Regions from separate parts of the Homo sapiens genome. Here regions 1, 3 and 4 are each linked to region 2. Evidence: chromatin loops called from intact Hi-C (ENCODE). Cell type or tissue: gastrocnemius medialis. All regions are shown on one strand. Region 1 has its middle 100 kb from the start of FAM13C. Region 2 overlaps PHYHIPL (phytanoyl-CoA 2-hydroxylase interacting protein like). Region 3 overlaps CCDC6 (coiled-coil domain containing 6). Region 4 holds the start of FAM13C (family with sequence similarity 13 member C).

Region 1 (5,000 bases), 220 kb before region 2:
TTATCTTACAGTGTTTTTTATTTCTAGCATTTCCTTTTGATTCTTTCTTAGAGTTTCCATTTCTCTCTTTACATTACACATCTGTTCTTGCAGGTTGCCCACCTTTTCCATTAGAGCCCTTAATATAATAATCAAAGTTACTTTAGATTCCAGGTCTTATAATTCCAAAATCTGTATCATATCTGAATCTGGTTCTGATACTTGCTTTGTCACTTCAGAATTCATTTTTACATTCCTGGTAATTTTTGTTGAAAGCCAAACACGATATAACTTGTAGTAACAAGTGAGAGAAATAGACTTTTAGTGTGAGGTTTTATGCTGCTGTAGCTATGAGTTATGTTGCTTATAATGTCTGTTGTAGCTGTAGGTGCTATGAATTTCAAAATCCTTTAGTGTTCTTCTTTTTGTCCCCATTGCTGTCTTTGGGCTTTCCAAGAATTCCTTCTTAAAACAGTCTAAGTGGTAATCCATGTTTATACTGAGGCCCTATTGAAGTGATGCTAAGGAGTGAGTAAGGGGTCGTATTCAGTAATCTTAAGATTAGCTGAGTTTTTGTGGGCCTGTGTCTTGTGGGCTGTAAGTTTCACTACAACTTCTTTTTTTCCCCTCTTCTTGCTCCTCGAGTGAGATAGAAGGCTAAAGAGATCTGGAATTGGGTATTGCTCCTCTGCCTATATGAGATAAGGTTCTGCTGAAGTCTTTTTCACTTGAGCAGAGCAAATTGTTGTGAAGAACACACTGAAAACATTTCAAAATGATCATTTTCCCCCTTCCCTTGCTAAAGATATGAGGTGATTTTTTCTTGGCTCTTTATTGTGGGAACCTGGTGAGGTTCCTGGAGGTAAAATCTATCTATGAAAGTTGGGTAGGCCTCCCTAAGACTTGAGTCCCCAGGTTTTCTCATTCTCATGCTAGCCTACATTCAGCCTAGAGCAATTTATCCAAATAACTATTTAGGTAGTTCTACTAATGTATGACTCCAGTAACTTCTGCTCTGGGCTAGCTAATCTTGGCTGTGTTTCTTCATATTCTCATCTCTCCAGATTTCAGAGTGGCTGTTTATCCTGCGACTTCAATTTTCTGATGGTCCAAGAAAAGTTATTGATTTTCAGTTTGTTCAGCGTTTTTTTTTCTTGTTCTAAAGTTCGGAGCGACAATTTCTAAGCTCTTACTTGTCAGAACTGAACATGAAAGTCTCTTAACATTCATTTTTTTTGTGTTTGAAAACTTCTTCAAACAAGAGGCAATGACAAATGGTCCTCTAGAAATTTAAGCTACAGTTATTGTTAAAATTTTGTGAATTTGATAGATTGTTATCATCTTGGAAAGGATGGAAGGAATTTCAGCATTTTGAAGTGTAAAAGTAGAGACTGCTTCTGCTGTCTGATGGGCTAGCTAAAGATGTGTTTCCTTCTGATCTGAGGTGAAGCTAATTGGTGAGATATAATGTGTTTATCATAATTAAATTTTCAGTGTAGCAACATGAGTTATTTATCCCCCTCTGGACACTTGCAGAGATAGACCATTAAAAATCTTCTACCTTTTGCAAAATGTACAGGAAATAAAATAGCATTTCACCTGGTACTTTCCTGATCTGCAGGTATCAAACAAAGGGATGTGAAAATGGGAAATAGCAGCATATTTGAACTGTCAGGAGATACACTCAAGCTTAGTGGCTGGAAAATTACCACAAGTGTGCACATGCAGTCTTACAGAGGACATTAACAGGTGGTAGGGTCAAGGCAATTTATTTCAAAGTGTCTGCAGTCCTCAGAAAGAAATAAAATCACAACTTGATGTGATTAGTGAGTATCTAACTAGGCTGTGATACAATCATGAAATCCCAAACTGAGAAAGACCTATAGGGAACAAGGTGGTGGTTTTTGTTCTGTTAGATTTTATCAGAAGCAGCCAGAGGGCAGCACAGCAGTTTCATTTCAAATGGCAAAAAAGCTCTCCAAATGGACTCTTATGCCAAGGAAGTGAACCACAGATGGTGTTTCTTATTCAAGGTTCACAGACACCTCCCACAAACACCAGACAAAGATACAGTCAGGCATTCAAATGAGAATAAGAAGAAATATCTAGAATTCAGAGAAGCTGACTAAAAAAATGGCAGCAAAACCTTCATCTACCAATAATAGCAGGTAGGAAAAAGATGGGCAATGAGAAAATAGGCAGATTTATTAAATAGCACCCTTCAATCTTAAACAGAACTGGGAGAAAAGTTTTAAAAACAAAATAATTTATGGCATATATCTAATTTTTTAACTCACTCACCTAAATACCTTTTGGAATCTGTTTTAAAGCCAAGCCAGCATTAGCCCAATGGCTTGCACTGTCTGCCCATCTACTTTCAGAAATGACCCCTGAAAAATTAAAGTAGAGAATAATGACCCTGAGCCCATAAAAACAGATTTAATTTCATTCACCAGATTTGTACTCTTAAGGATGACTCATACATTTTAGAAAGTTTATTTTTGCAAAAGTTGATTTGCCTAATCCTTAGGTAATCAGAAAATCTGATTAAGAAGAGAATTCCATTATCATTTACTATTTTTGTTAGTGTATTCCTTTTATCTATTGTTCTTTGGCCTGGACCATTGTCAGTTATATTCAAAGACATTTGGGATGTAACATTTGGTCCATGAAGCAGAGTGGGTTAAATCGAGATTAATTTTTCTTAGTTTATAACAACATAACAAATTTAAACTAAGCTAACAATTCTATTGCATCATTTCTATAATCACAAGCTACTGTCCAGTAAGAGACTTGATCCATAAATTTATGGGCCATTTTTTTCTGAACCCTAAGTCAGAGTTCATGTTATGTGTGAGAATACTTTTGTGGATAATGATAGATTTGTCAAAATGTTAGATTTTCCTAGAAATTCAAGATGTATATTCACTGTATCCACCATTACTCTTCCATTGGCTTGGAAAAGTTTGGAGACCTCACTAAGAGACGGCCCAATCCATTCATTCACGCATTTAAGGTTCAGCCTTTCCAGCTGTCCAGGAAATCAAATAGAGCAGAAGGTCATCTGGTTGGAGTTGCTTCATTTCTGCATAACACATGTGCAAAGCACTTCCTAACTAGAAGATGAGCCTATCTTAAATGTCACTGTGATGGAGAAGCATGTTCTCCCTTTTTTGACAGATGATTCACTTAAGTCTGGGTCGCGGACTTTCCACCACCTGGCCTTGCCTCAAATGAAGTTTTTGACCAGTTCAAAACCTGTAATTAACAAAAGCAAAAGGTTTTGGTTGCTTCTGATTCATGTTAAGGTCAACCAGTGGAAATAATAGTTCCAGGCCAATTTATAAAGGCTGAGAATGTCAGTAGTTACTTGTTTTGGAAAAGTGAGCAGACAAAAATAACAAAGACAGAGGCAAGGGTTCAAGACTTGGTATTTTGGTTTGTTTGTTAGACATTTTTCCCCCTTGGGAAGTGCTGGTGTGTTTTGTACTTTTTCAAAATATCAATGTGGAGACAAGAGTGTGCTTAATTTGATGACATATGGAAAGCTACTTATCAGTCTTTCACCTCTTGCATTTTAATGTGGTTATTACTGTAATATTACCATTATCATGCTTGCCATCATTTTTACTCATTTAATTATTTCATTCAATAAATATTCCTAAAGTATCTATAAGTGAAAAGCACAGACAGCATGACTGCTCTCCTTTTCCTCTGCTCCTCCATGTCCCCCTTTCAAATATATCTTAATAACTACTAGTCATTTTTGGCATTTTTTATGATTTAGTAAACAACAAGTGTTAACCGGTAATCTATAAGGTCATAAGCAGTATAGACCTTTTCATGGCACGAGCCACTCCTGGACACAGTCCTGTATGTGTGTGTATATGAATGTATGTATTCATATCAGGTCAACTCTGATCTCAGCACCCTTGTAAACATCCTTTCCTGCTAATTATTTCTTCTTCCTTTCCTCCCTGAATATCTGCATCACAGGCCTGAAGGGCTTTATGTCTTTATGTGTCAAGTGGATATAAAGCAACTCAAGCCAGATGACCTTCTGCTTTATTTGAATGTCTGGACAGCTGGAAAGATTGAACCTTAAAGGAGTGAAGGAAAGAAAGGAAGGAAGGAAGGAAGGAAGGAAGGAAGGAAGGAAGGAAGGAAGGAAGGAAGGAAAGAAGGAAAGAAGGAAGGAAAGAAGGGATTGGGCAGTTTCTCAGTGAGGTCTCCAAACTTTTCTAAGCCAATAGAAAAGGGTAATGGTAGATATAGTGACTATACATCCTGAATTTCTAGGCAAATTCATCACTTTGAAAAATATATTACTATTTACAAAAGTATTCTCAAACTTACCATGTACCCTGATTTATGGTTCTGAAAAAATAGCACATAAATTTATATCTTTTCAAGATGGGAGCTAACAGTTGCTTAGTTGTTGTCACTCAAAGGATGTTTTCCTATTCATGGGGAATATTTGAAGGGTAAAAAGTCTTCAAGATTCAAAGCAATATATCTCTAATACAAGAATTTCAGGTTACTTGAGGTCTTGGTGGAGATAGATTAGTTTTTGGCCAGAGGATGGCCTGGCACACCTCATTTCATTTCACAGCAAGCAACCCATCACCCATTCTGCCTATAACTAAGGTCCAACTGACCCTCTTCATGTACTTGACAGCTGATAATTCCTTCAGACTCTGCCATGCACATCTTCTGGGTGTAGTGTATTCAACTGAGGCAGAGGGGAATGGAAGAATGCACTAAAGCTGTACTTAAGAGGCCAAGTGTTAATCCTTTGGGAGTAAATTCTTTCGGGTTGGATTCAGCACCAGTTTCATGTTTGGCATCTGGAAGTTATAGATTCTATAGTACTTTGAGAGTGGAGGCTGTGTCTTATAAAACTAAATATCCTTTCAAGCACCTTATACAAAAAGGTGCTCAATAATTCCTTAGTGTTACAGAGTTATAAATACAGTGGTTGCTCTGTTAATCAGAGAGAAATATATCTGTCCTGATTTTTG
Region 2 (5,000 bases):
TCCTTCCTTCCTGTTTCAGAAACTTCCTTTAGGATAGATATGCTGTTGACAAATCCCCTTAGTTTTCCTTCATCTGAGCATATCTTAATTCCCTTTTATTATTGAAGGATATTTTCACCGGATATAGGATTCTCAGTTGACAGTGCTCGTTCAGCATTTGAAAATATTGTGTCACTTTCTTTTGCTAGGTAATTTCTGATGATGATGTCATTCAAATTGTTTTATTTTTCCTTATACATAAGGTGTCTTGTATCTCACCACTTTCAATGTTTTTTTTTTTTCCTTTGGCCTGCAGTTTTCAGTTTGTAATATATCTTGGCATGGATTTCTTTGGGTTTATCCCATTTAGGGTTTTCTCAGCTTGAATCTGTATGTTTATGTTGTTTGGCAAATTTGGGAACATTTCGGCTATTAATTCTATGAATACTTTTTCAGCCCCACCCTCTTTGTCTTTTCCTTCTTGACTTTAACAACATGAATATTAGATCTGCTATAGTCTCACATGTCCATAAGACTGATATATATTTTTCGGTGAGTTTTATCTCTGTTGTTCAATTTGCGTAATTTCTATTCTATCTTCAAGTTTACTGATTTTTTTCTCTTTGTCCTCTTGAATCTGCTGTGGAATCCATGGAGTCTATCCAGCTTTTGACTTTACTTACTGTGTTTTTATGTTCCAAAATTTTCATTTAATTCTTTGTATCTTCTATTTCTTTGCTGCTTCCGTTTTTATGTGTTTCAAGTGTGTTAGTATGTGCTTCTTGAACCATTTTTATGGTGGCTGCTTAAATATCTTTGTCAGATAATTCCAAGATCTGCATTATTTTGGTTTTTGTATCTTTGATTATCTTTTCTCATTCAGGTTAAGATTTTCCTGGTTCTTGGTGTGATACCTGAGTTCCATTTGTATCCTGGACATTTTAAGTTTTATGTTATTATATTCTGGATCATATTTAAATCTAGCATTTTTAGCAGGCCTCCTCCTGACTATCTACCAGTGGGTGAAGAGTATGGGGTAGTCACTTCATTGATGTCAGATGGGGCTAAAAGTCCAGGTTTCCTACTCAGTCTCCGGTGACACAGGGTAGGAGGGTCAGTTACTACTTGGAGGAGGTAGGAGTTTAGGCTCCCACTAAGCCTGTGCTAACATACTCTAGATCAGAGAGAGAAGGGGTGTCTCATTAGTACTTGACATGTGGCTTCACACACTATGAGGGCAAGCCTCATTTTCTTTGGGCAGTGGTGGAAAATCCAGGCTCCCTATTCAGGCTTCTCTGATACCACCCTAGCAGAGGATGGAAGGAGAAGGGTGTCCCCTTACAGATGTGAGAGGATAGAGGTCTAGGTTCCTCACTTAGCCTTGGCTGGTACATGAGGGACTACGGTTTGTTTGTTTTTTTCCTATACTGTTTGCCTGGGGTATGGTGGTTATTGTCTAAAAGGTTTCTGTATTCAAAGTCATCTCAGTCTCTTTCCCAATCCTGTGGGTAAAGGGAACATACTTTCTGGTGTTCTTTATTTCTTTTTTGTCTGTGCTCATTGGCACAGACAAAAGAGATATCTTTGTATCCCATTAACATATTGAAGTGCTCAATAATGACTGTTTCTTGAGTGAAGAGTAAACAATAGATAGATGTGGGCGAAATAAGGAAAAGAGAATCTACCCATCTTGTCCCTGTTCAAAATTTCTCGCCCTTGTTACATTCTCATTAACAAAATCCAAATATCTATGATATGTGTCCTACATGGATCTATAAGTGCAATTACATGAAATAATAACAGCAACATATATATAAACAGAAAATATGTACTAGAACCTACACTTTGAGGATATACAATTTGACACCAGAGGTAGAGGAATTCCTACACATGTCTACCAATCTCAGTGAATTCCTGAAACCCTTCAGATATAAAAGGAGTTTTAAGGACAATTAGACTACCTAGTGAATATGAACAAGAGGTAAGAAAGAAAGTGGTGTTTTCATTTGGAGTATGGGAAAGTAATGTTCATTTAGGAATTCATTTCTAGAGGAAGAGGTCAAAATGAGTTGATTTCTTATGGACTGAGTAAGTATTTATCCAGTTTTTCATAATTCAAAATGGATTATAAACTTTGGAAAGTGTATCCAGTAATTAAAAGTTTCCTTTCTATTCAAGCATTCTGAATAACAAGATGATATTTAAAATGGATTTTAATCAAGGAAATGTGTCTTAATTAGAGTTAATGACAAAAAGAAAATCAACATCCATGGAATTTATGTCTACTACTTTTTAATAAGGCTTCTTAAAAAAGCAATGTTGAAAAATTATACCACTCTGTGGAAAGTATATTTATTTATACGTACTGCACCAAGACATATTTTACATGGATTTTATAACTATCATTATGGAAAACTTAACAAAGGTAAATTTTCTTGTTAGTAAACACAGCTTTCATACTGGTAGCTGGGAGTAAAATCATGCAATATACACAATAATTATCCATTTTCTAGGCACTCTGTCTTTATTTATTTATTCTTGGAAGCATTTTTGAAAACAGATGAAGCAAACTTTAGATTACTAAAGGACCTAAAAACAAAGGCCAGTTCCCATCTAAGGGACAGAGAAAAATCACAGAGAGATACTGCCCTCCAGTGGCCACCTAAAATAGATATTGGCAATGTTCCAGGAATATAAACCTAAAATCAAAGATGTAATTATTTATTCTTTTGATGTATTTCTTACCAAAGACAACAGAAATATGGAGGGGTTTTTTTTGTTTTCAAATTTTATGCGTAACAAATACAGACAGTCCCTGACTTATGATGGTTTGGCTTACAATTGTTTGACTTTATGATGGTGTGAAAATGATGCACATTCAGTAGAAACTGTACTTTGAATGTTGATCTTTTCAACACTTTTTTTTTTTATAAAATAGACTTTCTGTTAGATAATTTTGCCCAACTGTAGGCTAACGTAAGTTATCTGAAAATGTTTAAGGAGGCTAGGCTAAGCTATGATGTTTTGTAAGTTAGGTGTATTAAATGAATTTTCAACTTGATATTTTCAACTTACAATGGGTTTAACAGGACATAACCCCATTGCAAGTCAAGGAGCATCTGTATAAAGAAACACCTTCCTTGCTAAGTCTATATGGTCATTGCCAATCCACAACTGACAAGCACAATAATTTATGTTATATCTATCAGTCTGTACTCTCTAAATTAGGTGAATGGTATCTACCAGGAAATATATGGACTCTAGGGTATATACCAATTGAGAAAATGAAGGACTAAACTCTGTATTTATAAGATATTCAAACAAATGGCAGGAATATTTTTTCACCATCAAAATATATAAAAATACATTCTATTGCTAAGTACTTAATTTGAAGAACACAGATGCCTACGTGTGTTCTTCTCTCTCTGATTCCTGTTGCATTTTCCACAGCTTGAAGCTGATTTAAATCTGGAACCATGGTCTTCAAACAAACAAATACAAAGAACACAACAAAGTTTCCTAAATATTTTTCATACATAGTCCTGTCAACTTAAGATGCTTTAGAGTCTGAAGTGAAGCTTTTAAAATGATAAATTATAGGGAATGCTGTGTAAGAAGTTTTACAACCTATATAGCATTTGCCATTTTAAAAGCCTTAGTGAGACTAAGGCTTTTAAAACACAAAACAGACATCTGGCTATTTATTCTCTTCAAATTTTCTTCTACAAATATGAAAGTGCTGTAAATATAAAAACTACCTGCAGGATAGAGTTCTTTTAACTTCTCAGGAACTGCTTCCAGGGATAAACATAGGCTATCTTAGAAATTCTAGTAAAATCACTAGAATTTAAAAGTAAACAAAGGAGATTATCCTCATGATAATTAATTCAAGATAACAGCTGATATGTTTTGGCTGTGTCCCCACCCAAATCTCATCTTGAATTGTAACTCCCACAATTCCCACATGTCATGGGAGGAACCCAGTGGGAGTTGATTGAATTATGGGGAGGGGGAAATCTTTCCTGTGCTGTTCTCATGATAGTGAATGAGTCTCATGAGATCTGATGGTTTTAAAAGGGGAGTTTCCGTGCACAAGCTCTCTTTTTGCCTGTTGCTATCCATGTAAGATGTGACTTGCTTCTCCTTGCCTTCCACCATGATTGTGAGGCCTCTCCAGCCATGTGGAACTGTAAGTCCAACAAACTTCTTTCTTTTTTAAATTGCCCAATCTCGGGTACATTTTATCAGCAGCCTGAAAAACACACTAATACAACAGCTAAAAGACTTCTACTTAGGTAGAAGTCTGCAAATCCCACCTGATTCACCATAATATTTCATTAAACAGTCACTCTTTTATACTCTCATTTTCAATGTCTTAAAAAGACCCATGAAAAGAGGAAAAAATTAGTAGTCAGTATGATGCAGACAGCAGGACGAGTGTGTACCTGAAATGCTCATCGATCTAAATACCACAGGTTTAAGATCCTCTAGTCAAATGGGCAGGAACTGGTATCACAAATGATTATGGAAAGGAATCTAAGTGAAATAGAAAAAAATCCCATGATCTTTTTCTACTTAATTTTTCTGGAAAATAAAATTCCATATCGTTATTTTGAAAAGAAATCTAGAATTGCTATTCGACAAAACTAGAGTCAAGGGAAACCTGAGCCTAGAATTTGAAACTATATTTAGTAAAACAAATCACTATATATTTTTGAATCTTACCGAACATAGTCAAAATATTCTTTGTGCTGATTACGATAAAAAACAGAAAACTTAAGCATGCGTCCTGCAATCACTTCAGCCTTCTCCAACAATTGTGTTAGATGAACTTTTGAATAGTCTGGAAAAAACCCAAAAAGTCTGTTATTAAAAATATTGCACCAAAAGTACCAACCATATACTTAATAAATTGAAGATTATTAAAATTCACCTCTAGGGAATTCAACTTAATAAATAGGAAATTCCATTTAAAAAAGAAAATATTCATTGTCTGTGTGGCACATTTTTCTTCCTACAAA
Region 3 (5,000 bases), 570 kb before region 2:
ACCGCAATGAACATCTCTATACACGTGTTTGATACCTGTGCAGGAACACCTTCAGGATAGATTCCAGGAAGTGGATTTGTTGGGCCACATGGAATGTGCATTTTAAAAAGTTCAGTGGTTCCTACCTTTGTTTTCGTCTCTGAAGTTCCTTACAAATTCTTGTGCCGTGGAGCATCTGGGATGGTGTATCAGTATCATCCTTGGAGCCTTTGAGAAATATGGTGTAGTACTTTCCTATTTCTGCTATTACAAATTACCACAAACCTAGAGGCTCAAAACAATACAAACTTAACCATCTTACAGTTCTAAGATGGGACTCACTAGGCTAAAATCAGGGTGTCATCAGGGCAGCCATCCTTCTGGAGGTTGTTGGGGAGCCTCTGTTTCCTCGCCTTTTCCAGCTCTAGAGGCTGCCTGGATTCCCTGGCTTGTGGCCCCTTCCTTGCAGTCGTACCACCCCACCTCTGCCTCTGTTGTTACATCTTCTTTTCACTCTGATTCCCCTGCCTCCCTTTATTAGGATCCTTGTGATTATGTTGGGCCCACTGTGATAATCTAGGATAATCTACCCATCTCAAGCCCCTTAACTTAATCACTTCTGCAAAGGCCCTTCTGTCAAGTGAGGTTAGTAGCATTTATAGGTTTTGGGGATTAGCATGTGGACATCTTTAGGGAATCACTATTCTAGCACCATACAGGTTTCTGGGCTTACTCCATGGAGTAAAAAAGGAGCATATTAAAAAAATATATATATAAGTAATCCTGATGTGGACCTCAGGTTGTTAATTACTATGTGTGTTTGGTGGAAATCAAATGAGATATATCAAATAGTTCTCAAATATTAGTTATTTTAAGATTTTTGAGTTTTTACCATGTGAGTACACAAACATCTTTCAGCACCTTCCTGAACTTTTTCCCGTGCTGTCAGTTTGCATTTTTCCTCCTCCTTTATACTGCTCCATCGTGCCCCTAGCAAAAATTTCAGAAGGAATTTGGGGAGAATGTATGCTTACTACTATCTCCATACTGCACTGTTTAGTCTGAAGAGACTGCAGATACTAACAGAGGCATTTGTAAGTGCTATTTCTGATTTTGTGAGGACAGAGAAAGCTGAACTAAAGAAGCAGCAGTGGCACTTAGCTGCTTGCAGTGATTGGATTGGGCCTAAAGGATGTGTTAGTGACTTTTCATCATCCATTCCTTGCATTCTCCTTAGGTTAGATGACCTGGGCCTCTTTTGGATGCAGCTATGGCAGGTGGCTCCTCACCCTCCAAGCTTGACTGCATCTGAACTTGAACCTCTCTCTCAACAGTTCTCAGCAATGTTTGAACGTTGGCATCGCCTGGCCAGCTTTTAATAGACCAGTGGCTAGGACTCATCCTTGGAATTCTGACTGAATTGGCTTGGGGTATAGTCTGGGCACTGGTATTTTCTAACTGTGAACTTGGAAGGGAATGCAAGCCATGCAGATCTTTGGATCATTTGGGAGCCACCTCTTTGGAATCTGTGTGGAAGTCATCCGCAGTTCACACCATCTTTGACTAAAATACAGTAAGTCCTTACTTCACATCATCCTTGGGTTCTTGGAAACTGAGACTTTAAGTGAAACAACTTTCTGTATAACCAAACCAATTTTACCGTAGGCTAACTGATACAAACAAGAGTTAAGTTCCTATGGCATACATATGTTGTTTCACTTAAAGTCACAGTTTCCAAGGATCTGTGGATGATGTTAAGTGAGGGCCTACTATATTGGGAGATGGCTGTAGACCTGGGGAAATATAAGCTGTGGCCCCTAAGTACTAGGGAGTTCTGTGTGCAAGAGGAAGGAGGAGGACTCATAGGAACAAATCTGGTCAGGTGAGGCTGTGTGCCAGCAGGGGGCAGCCAAGGAATGCTCTGGTGACAGCCTTCTGTGTGTGAGTCAGTGACACCCAGAGGTGTTGGACCTGGTGCCTTCTCTGTGCCTCTGTCTTCTAGGTCAATTGCTGAACTGCCAGGAAGTCTTCCCAGCCGATCACTGCAGGGGACATTCTTATCTATAGATATATTGTTTAAGGATCCCCCTGCTGAGTTCCCCGATGCTAAAGGATTGCCATTTTTTCTTTGAAAGACAATGTTCTCTGAAGTTATTGTTCTTGGAGCCTCACTAATGTTAATTCTGCAAAGGATTTCATGGTAGTCTCCAGCACCCTTCCTGTAAAAGGCATTATAAGAGTCCTATTATGGAAAAGAAAGTCAGCTTGCTCTGACAGTCACCCTTCTAGTTCTAGAAACAGCAAATACTCCAAGGGGTCAATCTTTTGTTTCCTGTAGAGCCAAGTGAAAAATTCTGCATGCTTGCATATTTGGGATCAAATAATTTAAATCGTTTATATTAAAAGTGTACTTTGTAAATATTTTCCCAGCATGCCTTCAATTAAAGAGATTTTTGTGTCTGGATTAGACAGCGGGGTTTCTGGCTATGTTGAAACAGCCAAGGGATTTAGTGTTTAGTGCACGTAATAGTGTTTAATAATTTTGGTATTTTTATTTGAATTTCTAAAATAAGGATATTCAAGAGCTTTTGTATATCTGTAATGATGCTGTCTTGGAAATCATTGAATACTTATCAGAAGTCTTTATTGGCTAAAATGCCAGACCTTTGTAGAGTTGCTTAAAACTGAAACTAATTTGATGGGCATTGAGAGTTGAAATAGGGTCAGTCTGTGGGAGAAAAATGCTCATTGTGGCATTCAGCTCCCTCCTTCTTCCCTAAATTTGGACCGAACTGACAATATGGAACAGCAGCCTACAGGAAACTCTCTTAGACGTGCTCATGGCCACTGAATTTGTAGCTGCTTTTCAGAAAAGAGAAGTATATGGAGATTTTACTTTTCCCAAGTTCATTGACAAAGACAAGGAAAAGAAATGAAGCAAGAAGATGGGTAGACACCACATTTTGTATTAGATAATTCTGGTTACTTGGTAGCAGATTCTGTGTGAGATAAACCAGAAAGGAATGGGGGCGGTGGGGAGGTTGTCAAAAGAGGAAGGAAGACGTGTTTTTCTTTTTTTGGAAGGTTGTGGAGTATGCCACAGAATCCTGTGAAGAATAACCTTGGAAGGACAAGAGTTTTGATGGCTCCGGGGAACTTAGCTGAAGCAGACCCTGGATCCCCATAAAGATGTCAGTTCCCCATTTCAGATTCCTGGGAGAGGTAGTCTAAGTGGCTCAGCCTGGGTCCAACAGCTAGTGCCAGGGCTAGTCAGCTCTGTCCTGGGAGATGGGTGCTGTAGCAGAGACCTGGATTTGTGGGGGAGCTCCTGAGGAAGGGGTATTTGTCATAAGCAAGATGCCATCCCTAGAGGTGCCAGCTATATACAGGACTTCACCTGCCCTCTGCCGCTACGTGTGTGTGAGTCAGGGTAACAGACAGCCACACACACACCACAAATTAGACTTGGAAATATTAATCTGAAGTTTTCTAGTTTACTATGTCAATGTCTATTCTCGTGAAAAGAATGTTAACTGTTATCACATGTTCTAGTACAGTGGTTCTTGGTGTGCCGCCACCACTGTGCACAGCGGGAATGCCAACAAGTGTCACAGGCTCCCCTAGATGGCTTGCTGTGTCTGGAGTTGAGAGGCAGCCAAACTGGTGTCTAGAGCAGAGCCCATGGGCAGAATCTGGGCCTCCCTCCTTTCCCAGCTCTGGCAATGTAGAGAAGAGCTCTTGTAGTGGCTACTTGTAGACTCCAATTCCACCATTTCCTCTTCTACTTAAAGCACTTTAGAATGCAAATGAGTGGGAGTGACGATGCCTAACCTGCCAACACTGCCTTTTATATTTTTTTCTAAATGCAAATAATTGGTAAACTTTTATACTTGAGATAAACTTTAAATCCATATCTCATCTATGTGTGGGAGAATGAGAAAGACCAGATATCTTTTTTGTTTCTTTGTTTTTTGAGACAGAGTCTTGCTGTGTTGCCCAGGCTGAAGTGCAGTAGCTCAGTCTCGCTCACTACAACCTCCACCTCCTGAGTTCAAGCAGTTCTCCTGCCTCAGCCTCCCGAATAGCTGGGATTACAGGTGCCTGCCACCACGCCCAGCTAATGTTTGTATTTTTAGTAGAGACTGAGTTTCACCATGTTAGCCAGGCTGGTCTCGAACTCCTGACATCAGGTGATCCGCCTTCCTCAGCCTCCCCAAGTGCCAGGATTACAAGTGTGAGCCACCATACCCGACCAGAAAGACCATCTTGTAACAATTCCCTCTGTCTATGGCATAGGGGCTGAACTGAAGTCTCCTTTTTTTTAGATTTGGATATGATTGCATGAAACATGGTTTAATTGAAAACTCTGACTTTTCAGATTCAGAGAAAATGGCACAGTATCTGGAGGAGGAACGTCACATGAGAGAAGAGAACTTGAGGCTCCAGAGGAAGCTGCAGAGGGAGATGGAGAGAAGAGAAGCCCTCTGTCGACAGCTCTCCGAGAGTGAGTCCAGCTTAGAAATGGACGACGAAAGGTGTGTGCATGTCTTATGAGCCTTGTTTTTGTTTAAAAAATAAAACCCAGGTTCTACAGAGGTTTTCTTTGGTATCCTGTTAGGTGTATAAGGGGATGGCTTAAATATGTATTTATTGTGCTAATGAATGCCACTGCGTTATAGTAGATGCCAAGAATGGGATAAAGATTGAACATTTTCCTTAAACACAAAAAGATGAAAAAAATCACCTCTCTAAAATCATTTGGTGGGGAGAGAAATGGAGACAGGGTTATATTAGAGAAGCAGCAGAGTTTGCATTTGTTGTTGAATTAGTTTAATCCAGTGTCATATCTGTTTAAAGCATGGGAACATATTAATTCCTGTACTGTATAAGGATAAGCAAGCTATAGTGCAGCTCGAGGAAAACAGTGCATGCGTAGGTTGAAAAGAATCAGTAGGGACACAGGTGGGGGTTGTTGAAATCCCAAGGACTTGCCTTAACACACTTGATAACTTTTGAGCCTT
Region 4 (5,000 bases), 120 kb before region 2:
AAAAGCCACTTACAAAGACAATTTCTAAACCTGATTTAAGATGAAAACAAATGTCATAAGAATTAATTGAGAAGTAAAAATTAAAATGGTTGATTTTGTTATATACTGCCAAATAATGTTTTTTCAGGGATGTTTTGGTTTTTATCCATAATCAACTGTATCAACCAGTTGTTTTCATTGTATGTGGGTACTGCCTAAAACCTAATTTTGGTCCTTCCTATTCACGAGTTGCTGAGAATTTTTATTTCTTTTCCTTGGACATTATTGAATACTTGCATTTATTGGGTACATTTGTTATTTCATTTTATTTTCAAAGGGCCCAATTCATTTCATAGAATGAAAAAAAAACAGTATTTGGCAGTATATAAGAAAATCAACCATTTAATTAAGGTTGTTCTTAATTAAATGTCCAAGTCCTATTTCAAATTAAAAGCATTGAACATTTCCATTACAAGTGGATCACTGGGAGTATTTATAGGAGAAAAGTGTGATCTTTCTCCACACTGGAACACTTGGAATAAACACCATAGTCAATGAGTACAAGGGGTTTCTGGAAATTAACAACCATATGGGAAATTAACAACCATGTAATCTATGAAACCATAAGTCAGTCAGAAGGCTGAATATAGACTTACCTTCATCAGTCTGAATAAACAAAGAACAGATCTCACTTTGAAATGGCTAAATAATGAATACAGTGAAGCAGCGATGTCTCTTACTCCTGAACCTAGCTCAAATGAAATAGTAGGTGGCTTCGGAACAAATATGTACTGTATAGTTATACATACAAAGGATTAATATTCCTGAACTTATTTTAGTCCATAGAATTCAGTCTAAGACCATATTAGGTTTTTATTTAGCTGATTTTAAAAATATTTGGAGAGAGGAAAGCAAAATTGCAAAGAACCTTAATGAAACCTGTTTTTCTTTGAAAACTCAATTTTTATTTTTCAAGGTATAAATTTAAAAAGTTAAAATACAACTCTCATACAAACATAGGCAGGCAGCAGAGATCTATTCACTTATTAATGGGGAAAACTGTAAGATGATGAAGCTGGTTCCAAAAGCATTTTGAGGATCTGTGGATTTACAGGTATTTAGAAAGAAAGTTTGGTTAGATGCAAAATGATTATTTGGTTAGATGCAAAATTGGTTATCTTCCTATATTGCAATAAAATCATAAACGCTGCGATTATCTTTTTCTCTGAACAGGCTGAATAAAATGTGCAAGTGACCACAGAACTTCACTGTGGCTGGAATCTAATCAATAGTGAAGAGCAAAGCCAAACACAACTGGAGAATTAACTGGCCCCTGGGTGGACTTGTTAACCGATGTCTCAGTTTGACATTGAAAGGTCATGCTCTTCCCCATTATTTCCAAGTTTTGGTAAAGTTTTTAATTGCCCAATTAGAAAAATTATGAGTTTTTTGTTGTTATGTTAACTCATTAACTTACATAGGTTTGGACTAAAAACCACTATCCTAGCTGCTTCTGGGAGTAGAAAGATTAAAAAGGGGGATGGGAATCTTATTTCAAAATTCAAATAAAATAATTCAAATTCAAATAAGAATCTTTAATAGATGCTACATCCCATATCCAGGTCAACATGGCAGGAGAAATGAACAATACAAAGAGGGCAGAACAAATATCCCCAAGGGAAAGAAGCCAGTGGGGGGACTGACAGTCTTTCCTTTCCCTAACAAGGCTGCCTTTATTCAAAGGGATAGCGTTTGCGGATTCCGTCTCTCCATCCTTTGTAAAGGTGCTAGCTAGGGAGCTGAGCTCAAGCGGGCTGCTCTAGGCATAGCAAGCCCCACCCCTTGCACGGTGTCCTAATCACCAGCTAACCCCTGGAATAAATTCTCCACTCGCCCTGCGTGGGTTCATTCACAGCTCTGTAGTCCGGGGCTGGGCGCTTCCTCTCTGGGACTGAAATAAGAGCGCTCTAGACAGATCAGGTGTGATGCAGCCAGCCCTGCTTTAGAGCCTATTCTTTTTCCTAGGCAACAAAAAACACACACACAAAATAAAACACCAAACAGCAGCAATATCCCCCTCCCCCTTCTTGTTCTCTCCTGACTTTTTCTGAACGATGGATGAATCTCTGCGAGCCTCCATCCCTGGGGGTGGGGTGGGAGTGTGGGGGGTTGGGGTGAGCTCTGTAAAATTGGTAGGAGACATGTGGAAGAAAGCAAGTCTCCCGGGTATTTCAGCACTTCGGCAGAAACACTGGGGCATTCTCATTGCCAGCCTCGGGGGGTGGCTGGCACAAAGAGCCCAAGATTAAACGCGGCGCCTGGGCTGGCGAGGTCGGGGTCGTGTGGTAACTCTCCAGGTGCTCCTCGCTGGATCCCGGGGTCCCAGCCCCGCCGCCGCGCCCCGCCCAGCTCTGTCCCCGCAGCCTCGCGGGCTGCCGGGCTTTGTGGTTCGCCCGTGCCGCTGGGCCCCTGCTGGGGGTGTCGTTACGAGCATGTGCAGACAGCAGCCCAAGGTAGAGCGAGCGTGCCGGGCGAGCCCGGAGACTTGCCTTGCAATGCCATGTTTGTGTATGTGCTCTAACTCCCGGAGAGCAATCAGGGAGACGGCTCCCCGGCCAGACTTGGCTGATGTTTTCTTGTTTCTGTTTCAGCCTTCAGGATAATTCCTTCAGCAGCACCACTGTAACAGAGTAAGTGATTCTTACCATTAAAATTAGACTTGCATGCCTTTCTCTGGAAGCAACTATCGTGAAGGTATCCTCCACCGTTCCCAGCCGCTGTTCGTTTTAGATGCATTGTCTCCCGGAATCTGGGGCTGTGAAGACCGTGAGACGTGCTGACTGGTGGGGCCCAGAAATCTTTACAGGTTGAAACCAGCATTTTAGCAGCTGCGGGAGAGAAATTAAAACCAGCTGATTGCTTGCAGGAGCTCAGTGCTCCAAGATATGTGTTCTTGGAGCTCAGATTTTTAAAAATCCATTTGATGTGTTAGGAAGCTTTGTTGTATTTTGCCAACATTGGTGTCAGTTTTCATGGAGTGCACACTATATACATTTACAGCAATAGAAGATAGATGTGAAATGAGCTGAATTCCAGCATGTGGTAAACAGGCTAAACTTATCTTGGCCCTCTCTTGTCTACAGATTTTTAAGGCATATCAGAGTAAACTTTTTGTGCATGCCCTTTGTCATGTTTGTCTTCTGACTACAGAGATGTGACTATGGGACGAATGAGTCACCTAGTCCTATGGTTAAAGCTGTTGATTAGGGCAACTAACACCCTTCAAACATGGAATGAAGGAGTGTGAATGAAGGAGCGTACCAGCAAGCACAGTATTTTTTTAAAGATATTTATATGCTATAGTTTTAATTTTTGACATCCCTTCCTTAATGTTTTCCTAATATTATACTATATTTGTTAAAAATTAACAGGTAGTGTATTTTGCTAATACTGTATGTAATTTATATATACATATATATATATGAATATGTACTTCATCTAGCATTCTTTCTCTAGGCTAATTCATGATGTTTACTTCTGGGACCTTTGTAGAAGCCACTCTAAACATCTTTTCAGGAAAAAGGCATGTGTAAAGTTGTATCCTCAACTACATTTAAAAAATGTTATGAGTTTGATGTAGAAGGCTTAACTAACTGGGGAGCTGTTTGCTAAAATTCCCTAAAAAGCAAATAAATGTTTTGCTTTTGGCTTCCAAGTCCTGCCACTATCACAATGACTTGGTGAGGGAGGGATAAGGTTTACAGTGCTTCCTAGGCCCTCTTGTTTTCCACATTCTTTTGTTTCTCTCTTTTGCTGTGCTGCTCCTTTAGTGTCCAGTTTTGAGCAGACTTAAGTGGAGTCACTTAAAAAAAAAAACAGGATTGACTTTAGAAGAAGCAATGTAAAATACTCATTTGGACCCACATTCTGTTTATAAGATTGCTTGGTAACCTGTGCTGCAATGTTGCTTTTCTAAAGGCCTGAGAGAAGGGGAGAGAGGTGTGCCAAAGTGTGCATCTGCAGGCCGAAGATGAGGCCTGGACTTCCTGCTCCAGGTGCACAGGTACTGCTCTCCTCCCTTTGCTGTGCTTAAAGTACTAAGTGCTTTCTGGCCCCGATTCTCAGGAGCCTGGTGTGGCCAAATCCTCGGTCAGTCACAGGCACGGCAGGTTCAAAATGGAGACACTTAGCTCCAGATTTCACGTGGACTTTTTTTTTTTTTTTTTTTTTTTTTTCTGTAGAGGTTTCGTGGTTAAATGCTGGGGAGAGCCTGGTGCCTTGTCTTTGGACACTCCCCAAGGAGTTCTGATTGCATAAGATCATGTTTTTACTTTCAGAGGAGTGACAGTGATTTATTTTAAAAGGCACTGAGAGATAATTGGTATGCCATTTGGCTAATATAAAAATCTAAGGAGCCTATTGAGAACATACCAAAAGCTTCATAGGTATAACACATCATTGACTAGGACTGTTTAAAACTAGTCATTGCCACAATAACATTTTCCCCTCACCTCAGTAATATGACCCATATCCCGTGCTTCTCTGGGCATGACCCCATAGCCCTCAGGACCAAGGTGCTATATCCTGAGACACAGACATAGCAGGTTCTCAGGAAATGTTTGGGTGTGGTCTTGGCCTACACGGAGGAGGGACTTTTCTCCCCTCTATGTTCTGGATACAAGAAGAGCTCCTCTGCCTCCTGTCCCCACCCCATTCCTACATCCTTCTACTCACACCCACTTATTTTCTTCGATGCCTGAAATTTCACCTAGAGATGATTTCTTTGGATGAAGGCCTCTGGTAGTGACCCTTATTAAATTGGAAATTAAAAAGTTTGTGCCCTTGGGAAGTGGATTCAAATTGTCATGAATACTTTAATATGAATTATTTTACCTAACCTATTTTCTAACCTGTTATGGTTATGGTTATGCTTGGCCAGCTGGGAGTCCTAGAAGAGTCAAGGGGAAAGGGAAATTGGGAGGGACTCAAGGACAGATTTTATTTTCTTCTTGGTTTTTCCC

Evidence for each region. A loop is a pair of places that touch in the nucleus more often than their neighbours do. Peaks named below come from ENCODE experiments on the same cell type or tissue, not always from the same donor. Only the 100,000 strongest peaks of a DNase experiment are listed, where the experiment ranks them.
Region 1: a loop joins it to region 2, with 11 times the contacts of the local background. A loop is called at or near these places in 52 of 110 quality-filtered maps.
Region 3: it touches region 2 in a loop (3-fold over the local background); 22 of 110 quality-filtered maps call a loop at or near these places.
Region 4: it touches region 2 in a loop (2.1-fold over the local background); 20 of 110 quality-filtered maps call a loop at or near these places.

Annotation. Positions count from the first base shown.
Region 1 is chr10:59,462,167-59,467,166 of GRCh38, reverse strand. No RefSeq gene overlaps it. Among named protein-coding and RNA genes, the nearest start is that of FAM13C, 100 kb to the right of the region's middle. In gastrocnemius medialis, a CTCF peak has its summit at 1,908; no DNase peak of the experiment used is centred here.
Region 2 is chr10:59,238,410-59,243,409 of GRCh38, reverse strand. It overlaps PHYHIPL (phytanoyl-CoA 2-hydroxylase interacting protein like), which reads right to left. Exons shown (of 5, transcript NM_032439.4): 4 at 4,705-4,822. Among named protein-coding and RNA genes, the nearest start is that of PHYHIPL, 64 kb to the right of the region's middle. In gastrocnemius medialis, a CTCF peak has its summit at 2,631 (motif pointing left); no DNase peak of the experiment used is centred here; H3K27ac peaks cover 354 bases.
Region 3 is chr10:59,806,436-59,811,435 of GRCh38, reverse strand. It overlaps CCDC6 (coiled-coil domain containing 6), which reads left to right. Exons shown (of 9, transcript NM_005436.5): 6 at 4,358-4,514. Among named protein-coding and RNA genes, the nearest start is that of MRLN, 55 kb to the right of the region's middle. In gastrocnemius medialis, a CTCF peak has its summit at 1,878 (motif pointing right); DNase peaks (open chromatin) are centred at 1,905, 3,348 and 3,605; H3K27ac peaks cover 3,518 bases.
Region 4 is chr10:59,360,068-59,365,067 of GRCh38, reverse strand. FAM13C (family with sequence similarity 13 member C) reads left to right here and starts at 2,519. Exons shown (of 14, transcript NM_198215.4): 1 at 2,519-2,669. The coding sequence starts at 2,608. It overlaps LOC124902428 (a long non-coding RNA gene), which reads right to left and starts at 3,169. Exons shown (of 2, transcript XR_007062148.1): 1 at 2,685-3,169; 2 at 1,554-2,000. In gastrocnemius medialis, a CTCF peak has its summit at 2,454; DNase peaks (open chromatin) are centred at 1,847 and 2,507; H3K4me3 peaks cover 3,333 bases; H3K27ac peaks cover 3,740 bases.